Linked DNA regions of Mus musculus: region 1 is linked to region 2. A link is a loop called in an ENCODE intact Hi-C map of the cell type or tissue named here. Cell type or tissue: left cerebral cortex. All regions are shown on one strand.

Evidence for each region. Peaks named below come from ENCODE experiments on the same cell type or tissue, not always from the same donor. Only the 100,000 strongest peaks of a DNase experiment are listed, where the experiment ranks them.
Region 1: a loop joins it to region 2, with 7 times the contacts of the local background. A loop is called at or near these places in 34 of 42 quality-filtered maps.

What each region holds. Positions count from the first base shown.
Region 1 is chr5:45,474,439-45,478,438 of GRCm38, reverse strand. No RefSeq gene overlaps it. Among named protein-coding and RNA genes, the nearest start is that of Lap3, 17 kb to the left of the region's middle. In left cerebral cortex, no CTCF peak of the experiment used is centred here; DNase peaks (open chromatin) are centred at 577 and 1,882.
Region 2 is chr5:46,345,112-46,349,111 of GRCm38, reverse strand. It overlaps the pseudogene Gm7931. Among named protein-coding and RNA genes, the nearest start is that of Gm40298, 410 kb to the right of the region's middle. In left cerebral cortex, a CTCF peak has its summit at 1,530 (motif pointing right); a DNase peak (open chromatin) is centred at 1,521; H3K4me3 peaks cover 401 bases.

The DNA.
Region 1 (4,000 bases), 870 kb after region 2:
CTGGGTGGCACTCTGGGAAGAGCTGATAAGGCTAAAACAAGGAAGAGGTGTTGGGAATGGCCATGCTAGCTGCAAGATTGGTTTGGTAATGGATTGAATTTGAAGAGTGAAGGAGATTTTTAAAATAATCATAGACATCTAGCTTAAGCAACAAAGCAGATGCCTTGCTTAAAAAAAAAAAAACAAAACTCTCCTAGTCTGGCATTAAACTTGATATGTATGTAAAGGTGACACTGGATTGCTCATTCTCCTGCCTGCACCTTCTGAATGCTAGGATTGCAGGCATCTGCCACCAGGCCTATCTTTGTGTGGTGCTGAAGACTGAACTCAAGGCTTTGTGTATTGTAGGCAAGCAGTCTCCCAACTGGGCTGTATTCCCAGCCCTCTGTGTCCTGCCTTTAGCTAGACAAGGATTTTCTCAGGAAAGCTGGGGAAACAGCCCTCGTATTTCCCAAGCTGATTTAAAGAACCCTGGGCCACCCAGGACATGAGGGGGCATGCAACAGGCACCTAGATGAGTTGGCAGCAGCTCGGGTGAGCTATCCTGGAGTGCCGCCAGTGAGGGAAGCCTGAGTGCACTGCTGCAGATGAGACAGGGAGACATGAGATTAGGCAGGAAGAGCACCCATGCTCATAGGCTTTGAGCACCACCCACATAACCATAAGCACAGGATAGGAAAAGAGCCCGGGAAGTCGTCCAGACAGGTAGGTGGTAGACGCCTGGCAAAAGGACAGGTGGGTGAGGAGAAGCCACTCAACAAGAATAACGACCTAAGAATCCTACAGGTTTACAATGTGGAGGTCATTCTTCATCTTGGCAAGAGAGAGTGCACTGGTTGTTGCCATCTCCAACAGGCCATGTAGAAATATAAAGCCGACTCACACCACTTCTCTGTTCAAAGCAACAGGCCTTACCCACTCCTTGCTTAGCAGATTCACGGGGACCTTGCACAACCCTGGAGTTGTGTGAAGCTCGCCACTTCCAAACAACCACCCATGGGCCTCATCTTGGAATCTCTGCTTTGTTGGTCACACAGACTCTTTACTGTTCCTGGGCAAGCCAGAGTTTCCTGCCACAGGGTCCTGACGCCTGTTTGCTTAGTCAGGAATGATGCTCTTAGATTCTGCTAAACTCACGTCTCTGCTTTCCATAGGTTTGTTTCAGTGCTACTTGTAAGGGACCTCAGCTGACACTTTAGATCATAGACATTTAGATCATAGAGTCCCTGAGAGCTCTGCCCTTATTTCCTACTTTATTATTTTTTCATAGCATCATTTACTATTATTTAAAAAAATTATCTCAGCATCTTCACAGTACAACAAAAGCAGTATACCTACTTTATAAAGGCTGTGAGAAGTAGTCAGCACATCAAAAGCCCTTTGTATAGAGATTTGCCCACCAAAGGGGCTCAGTCACACTGGCAATAACTGTTTCCTCTTAACCGTCAAAGACAGGTTAAAGGTTGATAGAGCTTAGTGTTTGGCGTACTTTTAGTATCTGAGAGAACTTGGTGGATGCAGCTGACAGTGGCTGTGTCTGTGAAGGTGTGAATATAGCACCGTTGACTCTGGTTCATCCTTTCCACAGTGACTGAGAATTATTTCTTCCCCACCCAATAATGCTGACACCTTCACAGTATTTTCAACAGCAACTACAGCACCCGTGGCAAACTTGTACAATCGTAACTTCTACGAGTATTACAGTTGGACAGCTGTCTTATAGACACATATAGAGTCTCAAGGGAGGAACGTTTGCTGGCATTTTGTTAACATGGGGGGGAGGGTTGCATCAGCTTAGATGTATCTCTGTCTGGAGAGCATGCTCTCTTGTCAACGTGAGTCGCTGTTCTCCGCCGTGGGTGGCAGACACTGGCGATCATCCCTCCACACTTGGGAGGCATTTTCTTTGGCTGCAGTTCAATAGGCAGTTTGCACTGCATTATTGTCTAGCCTGACGTGTTGCTTGTGCAATGGGAATGCTTACAAAGCCAGCCTGTCTTGGGGGCTGCTAATTAATCCTTCTTCACTCCTTGGGAGGTGACCCAGGAATGTGTATGGAGTGACTGTTCATAGGCAGAACCATATTTCTCAGAGGAAGCCATGTTCAAAAGCATAATTTCACTCCAGTGTTTACTGAAGAGCCTGACCTCCCAGTTTCACCCTAGCTCCACTCCTCAGAACCTCTAAAGTAGCCTGAAAGTCTGCTACTTTAAAATATTTTGCGAGGCCAGTTTAATACTTGTTAACTCTGTCCGTACTTCTGTAATCTATGGTTCTAGTTAGAAAAATCAGTGTTGGACAATATGAGTGGAATACAGCCATAGACAGAAGCAACCACTTCCAGCTAGGCATGGATTCAACCCAAGGAAAAGGGTGTGTGCGCGCATGCATGTGCGAATGGTGTGTATCCGGTAGTGCACACTTGGCACGGGGCAAGCCTGACTATGCTAGAGCACAGGAACATGTCATCTGGCCTCTGAAAAGAGACAGGCTCAGAAAAATAAATAAATTCCACTTTTACTAGTTCCCAAGAAGAATGTAACCTCACACTTCCCTCCTGGGCCCTTGAGATCTGTGGGTTTGGCTGATGTTCTTACTAGAGGAGGCTACTGATCACTTACAGATTTGGGTAATTCTGCACTTATATTGGAACATGCAGGATGAGGGTCGGTCCACCTGAGTTTAGGAATGCGTTCATCACAGGCATCCTTGGTATGGCTCACACAGCACTATCCTCTATACTAGGGCAGTACCTCACAGGTGTGGGGAGACTTAGAATGCCTAACTGCAAGGAGGTACAGTTGTCTATTGGTCCTGTGAAGATACACTTTCTGAGTCTGTAGGACTGGGGTGGCCCTGAGATGCCTTTACATCAAGTTCTCTGCCACCACCACCACAGCCCATCTGCCGCTGCCGCCACTGCTTGCTGCTGCCACTGCTACTGGCTCAAAACCTCACTGAGTAGTGGCCTTGCTTCTTCTTTCACCTTCCCTTTTGCATTTCTTTGCTGTTTTCCTCCTTTGCCCATTTCTTCCCCCCCTCCCACCGTGTGCATGTCTGTCTGTCTGTCTGCCTCTGTCTCTCTCCGTGTGTGTGTGTGTGTGTGTGTGTGTGTGTGTGTGCATGCAGTATTTTGAATACAGTCAAATGTTCAGAGACCAGTGCCTTCCTCTTTCAACCCCTTCCCTTCCCTTCCCTTCCCTTCCCTCCCCTCCCCTCCCCTCCCCTCCCCTCCCCTCCCCTCCCTCTCCCCTCCCCTCTCCCTCCCCTCCCCTCCCCTCCCCTCCCCTTCCCTTCCCTTCCCGAGACAGGATCTCTCAATGAACTATAGTTAATTTTCAAAAGCATTTTTCTGGGACTGGATGTAGCTTAGTGGTGGTTCAGAATTTGGCCAACATGAACAGGGCCTAGTGTTTGGGTCTTATAAACAAAATACTCCTGATAGATAATTCTGAACTTTAACCAGGGCACTTTGAACTTTGCTACTGGAATAAGTTCTTGTGCTTCCGTATTGATTTCCTTACTCTCCCCAAATGATGAAACATATTGACGCATCATAGTAGTTTAGGAAACCGAGAATTTAAGAAAATAAATAAAAATGCAAGCAGTGCTTTAATCTATATTTTTTTCTTTTAATTTTGCATTTTATCAGTTTTGTATTATTAGAATGACAGGAACTCCCCCAAAAGGTGGGCATTTATAGGCAAAATATTGAGCCCTGTCATTTGTCATTATGCCTGATGGATTGTCATTTTAGGTCCCTCTGTTGCTGCAGAAGATCAGAAAGACTTTTGTTACGTACTGATGACGAATAAGATGTCAGATCTCTACAGTCCTTTTTCTGATCCCATGGTCCTGCAACACCCTGAGAAATGACCCCCTACTATACATAGAAATAGTGAATAAAGTGTGAAAATGGTTTTTCTTATTCAGTTGAGACTGGAAAGTGGAAGTTAGCATGTTAGAAATATGATTCAATGTCAACCATCCTGCAACCGAG
Region 2 (4,000 bases):
ACTCAGAGTCATTGTGCCTCTGTGTGTGTGTCTGTGTGTGTGTATGTCTCTGTGTGTGTGTGTGTGTGTGTGTGTGTGTGTATGTCTGTGTGTTTCTGTGTCAGTTGTGCCTTTTAGCTATTAGGAAAGATGCAGGGAAGAGCTGTATGCAAGGTATATAGAGATGTGTTGTCCATCATATGAGCCCTGATATGTTGCTACTCAAACTAATAAGAACTATGATTATGCCAATCCAAACAGAACTATATTTCTGTTAAGAAGCATTCTATTAATGGAGGAAATTGATTTAAAAAAAACCAGAATGTGGTCTTATTTCAAATGTCAAATAGAAGGATGGTGCGTTCGCTTGTAAATTATGCAGCTATGCACAAAATGCATTCGATGGACACAGTGAAACCTGCAGGGTCATCAGGTAGAGCATGAATTCAAATCATCACCTGCACAAAGCAGCAACTACATTCCGCAGCTGAAGGCATTCCATTTTGTATGCTTCAGAGACCAGGGTGATTCCAGCTCCCGATTCTGTTATAATTTATGGTAAATGAGGCATGAATTTGGAGGAATTATTTATTTACTTCTGAAGTGAATCTGTGACCTGTGAATGACCCTATTACTAGTTAATAGTAGGAAAGAATTACTTGTTACTGGAATGAAAGGCAGGGAATATTATCTAAGCACATGATCTAATCTTCACTATTCACACAGTTTAAATTTCTTCCCTAAAGGATCGTGTCAACAATACTCACAAGAAGAGAGAGTGAGATCATTATCATGTAAGAAAGATGAATATGTGGATACCTTTGGATCCAGCACACCTAATTTTAACTCCAGGGTTTATGTATGAGCAGAATCCAAGATTCAGATACACCTCTTAAGCCATTTGCAGTTCTTAAGTATAAATTCAAATATTAAAAATTATGCAAACTAGTATTGGGATAATATTTTACACTTTATGAACTCAATTTTGCAGCAAGTAATTGATGTAATAAGTCAGATTCAAATAGTATATTGGGTACTCTTCTTCGGCACTAATTTATTTAAAAAAAATCAATTATAGGATCAGGAAATTTAAAAATTCACACTAAAGAAAAGGCAGCATTGATTAAGCAGTACCCTAGCGAACAAATCCTATTTTGTTCGAATAAATTTGAAGACACCATTGCACTGAATGTTGCAAATCTCTTAAAGCACGAGTTTCTGAGTCTTCTCCTACCTCAGGAAATAGGGAGGCTTTGGGACTTTTATCCATCCTTCCCAGAGCATAAATCTCTCTCAGCGTTCCGATAATTCAAAACTGCAGTAATTGAATGTAGAGAAGTAACGATTGTTGTCCAAGTACAATTCACTCAGTCTATTGATTCAGCGCTTAGCTGTTTGGCCTAATCACGGTGGTTTCCCTTATCAAGCAAGCGTAGCTAAAGCAGCCCACTGCTTGACCTGTGCCCGCTTGTTAAGGTTTTCTTTCCCTTCGGGCTGGAAGATTTCAGAACGATTTTCTAAAGTTGGCCACACGGGGGCAGCATGACCATGCACTCAAAGGCTTCGGGCCCCTGCAGTTTAAAATTAAGAGTGCAGCATCAATCAACTCAAGCAAACATCCTTTTGTGTGCTATTCTTTGACTTAGGGATGTGCGAAAACGCTGTGTGGTCTGTGAAAACAGAGCTCTGTTTCTTCTGTCCAGATTTCTAGAGGAATATGGGTGCAGGGTGAGAGGTAGTGCTACCCCTAATGAGCCAATTAGTTTGAGTGGCACAAATACCACTAAGGACTTAGAGAGAGAAAGAAAAAAAAAAGCTTCTATGGGAGACAGAGAGAAAATAAACCTAGCTTTAGTTTTAGGCAAAATGGTGCCTGTGTTAAAAAAAAATGTCTCTTTATTTGACTTTCCAATAAAGAAGGAAGAAATATTTGGATTGGTAGTCTCCATTTGTATTCATGACCTCCTTTTTCAGACACATTTTCAGTCACATTTTCATATTAATATACTTGCAGTTTACCCAGCTTGCTAATCTATGCATTCCAAATATCTCACCATATTCCTTTCACCTGCAATTTCATTATGGAGGAAAAGAGCTCTCATATGTCTTATGTATACATATATTTTCCAGTACATGCAAGGATTATCATTTACCTCTCACAGTCATTGTGTATAATAGGTGCTATTGTTTCCATTTTATTAATGGAGGGAAATGACAAGAAAAATTAATTGAATTGATTCAAGTTCCTACAGCTAGTGAGCGGGCAGGACCTGGTGTGTCTGAGATACAAACCCCGTTTCTCTCCTCACACTTATTTCTCATTAAGGACTAATATCTCTCTTTTTTAAAATCAATCTTTTCCTTTCCGCTCATAATTGTTCAGTTTTATTTTTAACTCATGCACTGAAAAGAATCAAGAAAGAAGCAGGAAATAAGTGCTAACCTTAGTGTGCAGGTAAGATTCAACATCTAGTGAGATCTGCTCACAAACCAGTAGATACTGATGTGTAGAATATGGAAGGGTGTATACAGTGACTATAACAGGTATAATTTATGTCTCCTCACTTTTATTTTAACTAACAAACAAATGTATATTTTTCAGTTACGAATCACATATTAGCAACAATAACATGATTGGATCTACTTATGATTAGAAAGAATCCTACAAAATAAGGACAAACAGAAAAATCTTTCATATGGTTTATAAAGAAAACCATCAAACAACCACACTCTGATCACTGTACAGCTGTAGCAATAACCAAGTCAGCTAACATCATAAGTTAAGTCATTCTGCTCCCTTGGACATTAGAAATGTCCTGTGGGAACATGGGATCTGCTTGCTATCTGTATGAGATAAAAATTATCTACCTGCTTCAGCCTCTGACCACAGGTTCATCCACACACTTCTTTCTCCAGTTTCTGATTTCTGACGTTACAAGTATTTTCTCTCTAGCCAAGACATTTGCTTCCACCCAGGTAAAGATCAGAGATGGGTATGTGGATGGGTGGGTGGGTAGGTAGGTAGGTAGATAGATAGGTAGGTAGGTAGATAGATAGATAGATAGATAGATAGATAGATAGATAGATAGATAGATAGATAATAGTTGGATAGATAGGTAAGTAGATAGACAGGTAGGTAGATAGATAGATAGATAGATAGATAGATAGATAGATAGATAGATAGATGTATACACACATACATACACACATACATACATACATACATACATACATACATACATACATACACAAATAAAGACAGATAAAAGAAGTGGACAGAGGATGAGAAGGGAGAGAGAACACAACACATATGAGTGGATGCCTGTGTCTGAAGTACTAAACTTTACCTGTAGTCAAGCTGCTAACCAGATGTGTGAAGCTGTGCTCAGCAAAGGAAATTATTTTCACCATGGACCTTTAATTCCCTGCTATGTAGTGCTCTAATCAGAGATATGTCTCCTGTTTGCACCAATACACCATGAAAACCTGTGACATGTCAGTCTTGGGGTTATGCTTCAGTTGTCAATTCATATATTAGGTTTGCTTCTGTTACAGCAACATACATCACAATCAAAAGTCACTTGGAGGAGAGAATGGTTTCTGTTCGATCACAGGTTTCCGCCTATCACCTAGGAAAGCTCAAGTTGAAATCTGGATGCAGGAGCTGACTGGAGCCCACAGGGGAAGGCTGTTTACTGACTTGCTCTCCAAGCTTGCACAGTTACTTTCTTATGAAATCCTAAGCCCACATGTCTGGGTATAGCACCATCCATAGTGGGCTTGTTCCTCCTACATCAATTAGCAATTAAGAAGTGCATCTCAGTAAATCAATAGGGACCTCATGAACCTGCAAAGCTTCTATATGGCAAAGGACACTCTCATTCAAAGCACAGTCTATAGATTGTTGGGTTTTTTTTTCCAACTACACATCTGGTAGGGGCCTAATATACAAAACACATAAATAACTCAAAGTACTAGTTGTCAAGAAATGACCCTATTATAAAATGGGATACAGGTCTAA